Regions from separate parts of the Mus musculus genome. Here all the other regions are linked to region 1. The links are chromatin loops, found by intact Hi-C in ENCODE. Cell type or tissue: heart. All regions are shown on one strand. Each heading gives the region's core, and the rest is flanking DNA. Links, peaks and the distances in the headings are about the cores only.

The links. A loop is a pair of places that touch in the nucleus more often than their neighbours do. Peaks named below come from ENCODE experiments on the same cell type or tissue, not always from the same donor. Only the 100,000 strongest peaks of a DNase experiment are listed, where the experiment ranks them.
Region 2: it touches region 1 in a loop (2.3-fold over the local background); 4 of 42 quality-filtered maps call a loop at or near these places.
Region 3: it touches region 1 in a loop (7-fold over the local background); 29 of 42 quality-filtered maps call a loop at or near these places.

Annotation. Positions count from the first base shown.
Region 1 is chr16:23,401,468-23,406,210 of GRCm38, forward strand. No RefSeq gene overlaps it. Among named protein-coding and RNA genes, the nearest start is that of Rtp1, 25 kb to the right of the region's middle. In heart, for the core only: a CTCF peak has its summit at 1,941 (motif pointing left); a DNase peak (open chromatin) is centred at 1,944; H3K27ac peaks cover 187 bases.
Region 2 is chr16:23,278,545-23,282,165 of GRCm38, forward strand. All of the region lies in intron 2 of St6gal1 (beta galactoside alpha 2,6 sialyltransferase 1), which reads left to right. Among named protein-coding and RNA genes, the nearest start is that of Gm30814, 46 kb to the right of the region's middle. In heart, for the core only: no CTCF peak of the experiment used is centred there; DNase peaks (open chromatin) are centred at 1,497 and 2,047.
Region 3 is chr16:23,150,324-23,153,944 of GRCm38, forward strand. The region is part of intron 1 of Adipoq (adiponectin, C1Q and collagen domain containing); the gene reads left to right. Among named protein-coding and RNA genes, the nearest start is that of Adipoq, 5.6 kb to the left of the region's middle. In heart, for the core only: a CTCF peak has its summit at 1,270; a DNase peak (open chromatin) is centred at 1,278.

The DNA of each region.
Region 1 (4,743 bases), core at 883-3,382:
CTCCTCCTCCTCCTCCTCCTCCTCCTCCCCTTCCCCCTCCTCCCCTTCTTCCTCTTCCACATAACACATAGTAACCAGCAAGAGTCTCCCACTATCTTCATGCTCTTCCCTACTCCTGCAGCCCTGGCAATAACCAGGCTGCTGCTCCCCCTTCCTGCTCTCTGTGCTACTCTCTCTGTCCCAGAAAGGCAGCCATTACTGACTCCCCCAGATGCCGCTGGCTGTTCTTTCCCTTATCTACAATACCACCTTCCCCCAGTAATGAATCAGTCACGTTGACAAGGTCTTCACTCTACAAGGTCTTCACTGTCCTCCTCAAATACCAACGCCCACAGGCGTTCTTCTTATTTCCTTAACCTCTTCTTTCCTTCTCCTAGTCTCACAAGGAAGCAAGCCATTACAGATTGTGGCTGCTGGGAAATCAAGGAGGAAGGGAGGTGGAGGTGTTTGTAGGTTTGCCAAATGAGAGTGAGTGAGAGTGGGAGAAAGCGCCAGGATTCTTTGTTCCCTCCACTTCCTGCACTGTCTCCCCCACTAAGAGTTAATTCAGGGGCAGGTTGGTCACCTGGCCAAGGATCTATCCCTCAGGAAGAATTGGCCCACCCTAAGCCAATAATTATCCCTTTACTGAGGCAAGGCATGTTTTCTTCCCAGACACCCCCCACCCCCACCCCACCCCAGCACGGTCTCCTTCACAGTGCAGCCATACAGCTCTATAAGTCTGAGTTACTCACACAAGCGTGACTTTGCTTTTCTTCTTCCTGCCCCCTCTCTAAGCATGCTTTTCCTAATGGTCTGGGCTTTACTTTTCTAATGCTTTGCTTCCTGCCAGGTGGTCGCTTGCCCTCCCTGTGTCTGAGCTCCATATCTGTTTAATTCAAACAGCATGGCTGTGCCCTTCTCCATTCTCCTCTGGGCAAGATTTCCAACTTGCTACCTTATGATTTTCCTTCTAAATTCTAATAAAATTGTCCTGACATTTTTATCTCATAAAGGTCCATGATTCACCAAAGAATGATACCCAGGACTCAAATAGTATATAAAAGCAAAGAGTGTTTTATTCTGCAGAAGTCCAGAATGCTGGAGTCTCCTGTTCCAATGTGGGGATGCCCATGTGAGTTTGCAGGCCCAATTTAAAGTACATCAGGGAGTCCCGGGGAGGTGTAGGTAGGTAACCTCTATCTCTTGGCTCTATCTCTGGGGACATTCCAGAACCATTGCTGGGGAAGTCTGAAAACTGTTCCCGAGGACATCTGGAAAGTGATGCTGACCGTGTCCTTACCTCAGGGCCAACGGCAGGGTAGCTTCTGAGGTCTGGACTTGCCCGGGTCTTGGAAACAGAAATTTAGGCCTAGTCTCCTGTTTGAAGCCAGCTTGAAGCCTGCCACGGAGTCAGCGTGTCTCAATCTGACTGTTTTTAAAATTCTTTTTATCAAAGAGACCAAGACCCACTAAAGGGGGCCCCAATTTCCCTTATTTTAGCAGCAGTGTTACAGTTTGATGTAAAAGATGTGAGTGTGAGAGAGACAGAAAAGACAGACAGACACCAGGAAATGCACACATGTTTATTAAAGAACAGTGTGAACGCCTTCTGATTATGAATCCTTCCCCTGCCAGGCTGTTGTCCGCCACCACCACCCGCCCCACCCAGCATGGATGGCATTCCTGGGGGAAATTTTAATTCTTTGAGTCCTTTGTTTGAATAGGGTGGTATATTTATAATGTGTGTGTGTGTGTGTGTGTGTGTGTGTGTGTGTGTGCGTGTGTGTGTTATATCTGGCAGCATGTTGTGAGGGTCTTCCATGCTGCTGCTTGCAGCTATAGTTCTTATTTTCACTAAAATGCACTGTAATTTATACTTTCTGCCCAACTCCTAATTATGGTTGTCCAAGTTCCTGAAGTAAGAGCAGAAACTGCTGCCCCCTTGTGGCCTGCGGTGGTTATAACCTTCTGAATGGTTGATTTCTTTCTAAATCAACTGGCCCCCAGGCAGCTAGAATTTCAGGATGCCTGCTTGTTCAAATTACATCTAGAAGGTTAGGAGGTCACATGACTCAACTGGAAGGAACGCTCCTGTGAGATAGCTTTTGTTTACAGGAGGAGGCTCAGTTCCACCTCATTCTGGTTTCTATCATCTTATCAGAAGGAATTTGGCACAAGATGCAGCAGTAGGTGCTCCGGTACTTACCAGAGCGTGCAAAGACAGGATCAGTTACTGTGTGGTGAGGTCATACAACATCCTATTCCAAAAATAGAATATAGAGGGACATTTATCATCTATGCCTGTTTGCATGCTCACACATGTGGGCACACATGCATGTGCATGTATGTGTGTACATGGTTGTGAAGTCTTCCTCTTCTATCTTATATATTAAGGCAGGTGTGTGTGTGTGGGGTGTCTCACCTGAAACTCAAGCTCAGCGAATGAGCTAATCTCGCTAGCCAGCGTTCTCCAGGAATTCCATCTTTCACTTTTGAGTACTGTGGTTACAAGGCAGCCTGACATACCCACCTGGCCTTTATGTGGGTGTTAAAAATCAGCACTTGGATCGTCCTGCTTTCACAACAAGAACTTTATCTACTGAGCCAGCACCTCAGCCTGTTATGTCTCTTTTCCTGGGTGTTTTTCTTCCTTTATTTACCTGGTAATATTGAGGGTCAAGTGTTCCTGGCAGAAGAATAAAGAAAGCAAAAACAAAACCAACCAACCAACCAACAAACAGAAACAATAACAATAACTACCTGGCAAATAACTACTGCAATCTATTTGTTTTGTTTATTTATTTCATTATTTTTTCTTTTATGGAAATATTTTTTTTCATACAATATATTCTGATGACAGTTTTCCCTGCCCCTATACCTCCCACTTCCTCCTGACCTCCATTCCTTCTGGATCCACACAGCCATCTAAGGACTAATAGTAAAATAAAATAAAATAAAATTGCAATCTACTTTTATGTGTACAAGAATGATTTGTGGAAAGCCACACACACACACACACACACACACAAACACACACACCAACACCAGAAACACAAGTGAAACAACAATGAAGTCAAGGGGAGGGGAAACAAAGTCAAGGGGAGGCCTGGGGCTTGAGGAGGGGGCAGGGTACGACAGGCCTTGAGATGTTAAGGGGTTGCAGTGTTTGAAGAAAATGTCAGAAAGGTGCTCATGGATCAGCAGAATTAATACAGTAAAAAGGGCCATCCTATCCAAAGCAATCTACAGATCAATGCAGTCCCTACCAAAAATCCAATACAATTCTTCACAGAAATTGAAAGGGAAAATTTCAGTTTCATATGGAAACCTAAAAGAACCCAGGATAGCACAAACAATCCTGAATAATCAAGTCACTGCTGGAGGTCTCACCATCTGCAGTCTCAAGCTGTACTAGAGAGCTGTAGTAATAGAAGCAGCGTGCTGTTGACACAGTATCAGACACATAGACTGATGGAACCAAGCAGAAGATCCAGTCACAAATTCACATATGTATGGACACCTATCTTTTTTTGACAAAGAACCTAGAAATACACAGGGGAAAAAAGATAGCATCTTCAATAAATGGTGCTGTTCAAACTGGATGGCTGCATGTAGAAGAATCCATATAGATCTATACTTACCACCCTGCACAAAACTCAACTCCAAATGGAGCAAAGACCTTAAAATAAAACCATATACACTGAACCTTGTAGAAGAGAAAGTGAGGAATAGCCTTGAACTCATTGACATAGAAAACTCCTTTCTGGATGAAACACTGATAGCATAGGGACTAAGAACAACAGTTAATGGGACTTCGTGACATTGAGAAGCTGCTGCATGACAAAGGACACCGTCATTTGAACAAAGTGGCTGCCTACAGATGGGAAAAGATTTTTATCAACTACCCAGAAAACCAGATATCAAGACAAATCAAGACAACAAACAACCCGATTTAAAAAAAAAACAAAAAACAAACAAACAAAAAAACAGGCTACAGAGCTAAACAGAGAATTCTCAAAAGAAGAAACTCAAATGGAAGAGAAACAAAGAAATGCTCAACAGGGATGGAGGGATGGCTCAGCAGTAAGAGTACTGACTGTTCTTCCAGAGGTTCTGAGTTCAATCCCCAGGACCCACCTGGCAGCTCAGAACTGTCTGTAACTATTGTCCCATGGGACCTGAAAGCCTCTTCTGGTATGTAGATGTACATGCAGGCAAAACTCCTGTTTCATAAATAAATCTAAGAAAAGAAATGTTCAACATCCTTAGTCATCAGGGAAATACATATCAAAACTACTTTGAGACTTCATCTCACCAGTCAGAATGACAAAACAAGTAACAGCTCCTGCTGGAGAGGATGTGTCAAGCGCTCGTCCATTACTGGGGGGAGAACAGACTTTTACAGTCACTATGGAAATCAGTGTGGTGACTCGTTAGAAGTATGGGAATCAATCTATCTCAGAATCCTGCTATACCACTGTCAGGCATATACCCAAAGGATGCTTCATCCTACCATAGAGACACTCTCTCTGGTCATCCAAACCAGAATCTGGAAACATTCTAGATGTCCATCAGTAGATGAGTTGAAAAACAATATACATATATATGGAATATATAAAATATATTATATGCATATACATGACCTAAATAAAGTTGTCAAATCTCTTGTCATCAAATGAAGCTTGGGATTGTGTGATATCAAATTGAGTTGTTGGTCAAAGGGGTCCTATGGAAACCCCTAAAGAATTCAGGCTGTTGCCA
Region 2 (3,621 bases), core at 1-2,500, 120 kb before region 1:
TTTTTGGGGTCACTTAAATATACTATCATATAATCTGCAAACAGTGATAGTTTGACTTCTTCCTTTCCAATTTGTATCCCTTTGACTTCCTTTTGTTGTCTGATTGCTCTAGCTAGAATTTCAAGCACTATATTGAATAAATGAGGAGAGAGTGGGCAGCCTTGCCTAGTCCCTAATTTTAGTGGTATTGCTTCAAGTTTCTCTCCATTTAGTTTGTTGTTGGCTACTGGTTTGCTGTATATTGCTTTTACTATGTTTAGGTGTGGGCCTTGAATTCCTGATCTTTCCAAGACTGTGTTCTCTTGTATTTCTTTAAGGGAGTTATTTATGTCCTTCTTAAATTCCTCTATCATTACCATGAGATGTGATTTTAAATCAGAGTTTTGCTTTTCTGGTGTGTTGGGATAACCACGGTTTGCTTTGGTGGGAGAACTAGGCTCTGATGATGCCAAGTAGTCTTGGTTTCTGTTGCTTATATTCTTATGCTTGCCTTTGGCCAGCTGGTTATCTCTGGTGTTAGCTGGTCTTGCTGTCTCTGACTTTGGCTTGTCCCTCCTACAAGCCTGTTTGTCAGTACTCCTGGGAGACCAGTTCTCTCATACAGGGTCAGCTCTGGGGTGCAGACAGAGACCAGAAGGACCCTGTCCCCAGCTGATCCTTGGTTCCTGTGAAGAGAAGTGGTGGTCTTACCTGTGCTCACAGGTGTGTAGGGACTCCTAGGAGACCAGCTCTCTCCTGGTGTATTTGTGTATGTAGCTCTGTGGCACAGGATCAGCTCTGGGCATAGGCAGAGACAGGAAGACTCTGTCCCAGGCAGCCCCTCAGTTCCTGTGTCCTGAGGGTTCTGGGTGGGTTCCTCTGAGCAGCAGTGTTGGTCCTGCCCCAGTACAGGGAAACGCCAGGGCCAAAAAGGGGGAGTGGGTGGGTAGGGGAATGGGGGTGGGTGGATATGGGAGACTTTTGGTATAGCATTGGAAATGTAAATGAGCTAAATACCTAATAAAAAAATGGAAAAAGAAAAAAAAAGTGGGAGTGGGTGGGTTGGTGAACAGGGAGAGTGGGGAGAAGATAGGGTTTTTTTGAGGGGAAACAAGGAAAGGGGATAACATTTGAAATGTAAATAAAGAAAATATCTAATTAAAAAAGAGGAAAAAAAGCCATTTCAGTGGAATGATGAGACTTAATTCCAATTATTACTGGGAGATGAGGAAGTATGAACAATTCAGAACACCTTGCCATAAAAAAGGAATCATTTTCTTTAGTTGTGAGGAAGTCACGGGGGAGGGGAATACACAGTAAGCGCACCACTTGCAGACTGAGTTAGGAAACATCGTCGTGCTAGTTGTATCTGAAAAGATGGCCCACATTGAATAGTTGCTCAGTTCAAGGCCCCATCACGGTGCTCGTCACACAGTAAGTCCACAAGAGGAAGTGTTGAGTTCATTAACTGCTGTAGAAAGCAGAAGTGGGCCACTCTATCAGCACAACAAAACTAATATCTAATGGGGAGGGCTACGGGCTCTGTGGTGCTTTCTTGCCTTAGCAACAGACCCTTGCCCGGTGCCCTGCACATCTGTGTGTGGTTTATGTGGCTTTACTAGCTAGCTTCCTTTTTTTTTTTTTTTTTTTTTTTTTTTTTTTTTTTTCCTGCACAGTGGTTTTGATTTTGAGAGAGAAATGTGCAGGCAGCTCACGTTCATAATGAGAATGATGTTTTATCTGAGTCCTACAATGACTGTGAGAGAATGCCACCAGTTAGTTCAGGGAAACCAAGGGACTAAGAGTTTCCCAAACAGGACCGGAATGATCTCGGGACTGAGCTCAGAGGCTGCCATCAAAAGTGTCAATCTTGCAGCAGGTTGAGCCAGCCCTCTGGAAGGTGGATTTAGATGATGCAAGGTAATTCGTTTGTGATGTGATAAGAACAGTGGGAGGAAAGGACAGACAAGAATTAAAAGGAAAGTATGACTTGCAAGATATCCTAGACCCTTAGCACTGCCCATCCACCACTCCCACCCTAATAAGCAACTGCTGAGAATACAGATCTAGTTCCCCAGTGGCAGCAAATGACACAGTATTGGCAGATGTCCTGGAAGAAAGCAGAACTGTTTAGCTTCTATTTTAATTCTATTCTTTTTGGGAAAAAAAAAAAAGAGGCATCAGGCTGCACAGGAAACAGTGAAAGAAAGGAAAAATCAAAAGAAAATCAGACGCTAGAATGATTGCACATCTCATATCCCCTGACCTATGTGCAACTTACAGCCATCCTTGTTGGGAAAGGATCTTGTGCCAGTGTCTGAAGCAGCCTACTGAGGGTCACATGGTTAACAGTAGGGAGAGTGCAGGACATAGCATGGGGAGAGAAACTTGAAGAATAAGTGTAGGTGCTTAACGCTAGCTGCTTCCTTATCAGCCAGAACAATGTCTCATTCTTAGGAGACTCTTGAGAAATTCACTTATTAATAGACGGGATTACCAGGCCCTGGGGAAAACTTCTGGGCTTTTATTACTTATTCATTTATTTTTGACGAAGTATATTGGAAGTACACTGGGTCTTAATGGAAAATAGGTGGGGAGAGAGGAAAATACATTTTCAAAAGAGAAATTTATAAACCAACAATATCAAACAAATAGTTAAGATGGCCTATGTCTAATACATGGCATGTGGTAGTTTTCAATAATGATAGCTTTGATGTGTAAGGGAGTTTATATATTGAACTCTTTTATATTATATACATATATATAGTATATATATTGAACTGACTCTCCAAATACCTAGACATGAGACAGAGGCTAAAGTTGGGAAGTGCCACAGCTTTTCTCTAGTTAAAATATTTTTTGAGAGGTCAGGGGTAGTGGTACACACCTTTAAACCAGTACTCAGGAGGTGGAAGAAGGCAAATCTTTGTGAGTTTGAGGCTAGTCTCATATAGTGAGTTTCAGGACAGTATGGAGAGAGACCCTGTTTCAAACAAACAAACAAACAAACAAACAAGCAGCTTAATTATGCAAGGTAATACTTTTTTCGGCTGGCAGCAGTGGGTGTCTGAACCTATGTTTTAGCTCCTCTTCGTGCATTGGCACAGAGAAAGTCCATGAAGCCCTGTAGCCTATTCTTCATAGATAATATCAGCATACCCAGACTACTTTTTACAACACAGACACCTAGGGAACACTGACATTATTACAGGCATCAAGCTGGAGTGGGCTGCCTCTTTTCTTTTTTGCAATTGAGTGGAACTGTGTTTGCTAGTTGAAGGATGGCCTGCCTGTCTCCTACGGTCTTTTCCAACGACAACAGCAGTGGCCAGTCTGAGTGTCCATGGTCTCAATCTATGTGCAATCTAGGCAAGACTGCTGGCAGGCAAGAGGGGCCGTGAGATGGTGCAGAAGGTCTGAGCTTTGGATGCAGAATTACTGATCAGAATCTACATGCGTTTGCCTTGTCAAAAGCATATCTAGCATACTGTGCTTTTAGCATAGAGAATTTACCAATATGAGTATCTCAGTTGTTCATCAAGTAGAACTTAGTATTTGAAAGACACCAGCTAATTACTGGACATTTGCATTGAGCATCTTCTTCTAGGGGACCTTAGGGATGCTCAGAACTTTCTGGCTGAT
Region 3 (3,621 bases), core at 1-2,500, 250 kb before region 1:
CCATTCAGTAGTGTTTCCTTATAGAAACAGAAGTCTTTCAAAGTCAGAGTGCAACATTTGCTTTGTCTACATAAAGAACAGAAACAATGTGGAATATTTTTTTTTTTAAAAAAGAGGCATTCTGTGTTGTCCTTCATGGGTATCCAGACCTGACTTTACATCCAGAACTCGGTGAAAGAGAAGCCTTCAGTGAGATCTGTCCTTATCAGCCAAAGGCTTAGGGGCTGGAGAGAGAGCTCAGCAGCTAACAGTATCTGCAGAGGAAATTTCACAAAGAACCTGGTTCACAACTGTCTTTAACTTAGTTCCAGGGGATCCAATGCCTTCTGCCCTCCGTGGGTACCTGTACATAGGTGTATACCCCCATGAATATTCAAATAATTAAAAAATAAAAATAAATCTTTAAAAAGAACAGCTAAGGGTGTGCAGCGCTTAGTACTTCAGTCCCATGGCACTCGGGGAATCCCAGAACAACCATACCTGTAAGTAGAGAAAAGCATTAAGGACATGGAGGCGTGGGGGAAGAATGTGTTTTTAGATGAGAAAGATTATTGGTTTTTCAGTAGAGAGAGAGAACTGAAAACTCTAGAGTTCTGTCTCTTCCTTCCTCCCCAGCATTAGGGATCTGTTTTGAGCTACCCTTTGTCTTTGGGGCCCTCCTTACCTGCCTCCATTTCAAGCATTTTGGTGTCTTTCTTATTTCCCCATGGAAAAGATTGGTGCTTCTTAGATTCTTGAGTTGAAGTTTTCAGGAATATGATTGCTGGAGCTGTAAGAAGGGCAGAGTTGACATAAGACACACAATATTAAAAGTCTCAGAGCAATGGCGGGCAAGATGACTCAGTGAGTAAAGATGCTGAACCTAATGGCCTGAGTTCATTCCCCAGGACACAGTTGGTAGAAGGAGAGAACTGACTTCCACAGGTGTTCTCTAACTTCTGTGGGTACACACACACACACACACACACACACACACACACCACACCACTACACACCACACACCACACCACTACACACCACACACACACACACACACACCACACCATACACACACACACACACACACACACACACACACACACACACACACACACACACACACATTAACCAACCAACCAACCAACCAACCAACCAATAGACTGACTGACTGACTGACTGACTGACTGACTGTGATAAGAAAGTTCCAGGGCAAGCTCTGCTTCATTTTCTTTGTAGCAGTTTCTGAGACTGGGTTTTTGATCACTCCAGATTCAGTAGATGGCGACAGAGGCACTCAGAGACATTATGAGCCAATCTAGGGCAGACTCCTGCTCTCCAAGAGCAATGCTAGGGCAGTTGTTTCTGGCTCACTCCTCCCCACACCTGCCAGTTCCAATTTGTGTACGGTCAAACTAGAATTGGGTATTTAAAGAATGATGCTCCAAGGCAACAGGGAGTGCAAGGCTGAATTTAATCAAAGGCATTTAAAATGATCTTATGCCACAGTTTATAGCACCATTAAAAGAAAGTCACAGGTACAGCAAAGAGTGATATTATATAGAGAGAGTGAAAATACAAACCAGGGTAATACCAAATCCTTCCAAGAATAAGAGCTGTTTATTGCTTGGAATCAAGGAAAATGTCAACAGAACTAAGCAAATAAAGGACAGACTCCCTGTACACCTGGGAATGAGGACAGACAGACAGAAGGATGATCTGCACCTAGAGGGCAAGTCACAGCAGTGTGACGTAAGAAGACAAAATGGTGACACACGCTCACACAATCGCCTGCAGAGATGTTAATAAGGGACGGGATGTAGCTCGGTGGCAGAGCAGTTGCCTCGAAGAGATGAGTAGAGAGGCCCTGGGTTTGAGTCTCAGCACTGTGGGTGCAGAGAACAATAACCTCCACATAAAACCAGCCAAACGTTACAGGAACTGGGCCCGCTGGTACACCCACGTAATCCCACATCAGGGAGGCCAACGCACGAGGAGTACCCTGAGGGTGAGGCCAATTTGGGCCATAGACAAAGGCTCTATATTAAAAAAGGGTAAAGCTTAAAAAGAAAAGTCTATGTAGTGGTGCTTGTTTTGTAATCCCAACACTTGAGAGGTGGCAATGAGGCCATCATGACTTCAAGGTCATCTTAAATCCAGTGATGGAGTCTTTGAGGCTTGACTGGGTTCCATGAAACTCATTCTCAAAATAGTGCTCCCCCAAAAGACCCCAAATCAAAACATATCCAAGGCACAACAGTGCAGAAGAAACACTTTGTGACCCCAGTAAATTAACTGACAGGAACTTAACGAGGATCTTAGAAATGACTGAAGAATGAAGATCATTTATTTTGCTCACTAAATTTAACAGTTAAAACAGATGTTTTCTTTTGCTTTTGTTTTGGTTTTTGGTTTTTGAGACAGAAAATCCATATCACTCTGACTGTCCTGGAAGTCACTATGCAGACCAGGCTGGTTTCAAACTCACAAAGATACACTTGCCTCTGCCTCCCAAGTGCTGGGATTAAAGGCTTGTGTCATCCTGCTTGGCTAGTAGTACACTTTTTAAAACTGAGACTACCCAAAGCTGGCAAGAGTAATTCAGCTAGGCCTGCTTATTTTTTTCTTTGCTGTGCTGAGGAAGGAATCCAGGTCCTTGATTATGCGAGGGCAGTGCCCTGCTACAGAGTGACACCCTCAGCCCGAGATAGGTCTTTGTGTGCATACACTCATGTTCTCTTGGGTGGCAGCATCGTTTCTTGTAATGTTGGTATGTATGTTAAATGACTTTAAAGAGAGGCTGAGAGAGAGACAGCTCAGCAGTTTAGAGAGCATGTTACTCTTCCAGAGGATCTGAGTTCGGTTCCCAGCACTGAAAGTGGGCAGCTCACAACTGACTGGTGCTTCACTCCTGTACACAGATCACACACACACACACACACACACACACACACACACACACACTCGAATGAAAATAAAATTAAATCTTTTTAAAAGACTTAAAAACGTTTAGGTGGGCTGGAGAAACAGCTCACAATTAAGACCTTGCACTTGCTTTTCCAGAGGACTCAGGTTTGGGTCCTAGTACCCACATGGTGCCTCACAACGATCCATAACTCCAGTTCCAGGAAATCCTCTTCGGGGCCTCCTTGGGCTCACACACACACACACACACACACACACACACACACACACACACACACACACACACTTTCTCTCTCTCTCTCTTCTCACAATCGCACACACAGAATCATTCACACACACATAAATTAAAAACAAAATGTCTTTTTTTTACAAAAAGGTTAATCAGGGCATAGTGGCATATGCCTTTAATTCCTCCACTTGGGAGACAGAGGCAAGTGGATCTCTGAGTTCTAGGTCAGCCTGGACTGCAGAGCAAGTTCCAGAGCAGTCAAGGTTACAACAGAGAAACCTTGCCTCAAAAACCCAAGAGGACAAAAAGTTTAGATTTCTGGGCCCAATCATTTATATCTGGGAATATATCATAATAGAAAGATAAGTTTTTTAGAAAAGCTGCCTGCCTGAAAACAGCTTTGATTGATTGATTCTTTTTAAATCAATACATATCATTTGTTGCAGATTATAAAATATTTTGAAGTAGACATAAGCTAAAAAATAGAAACC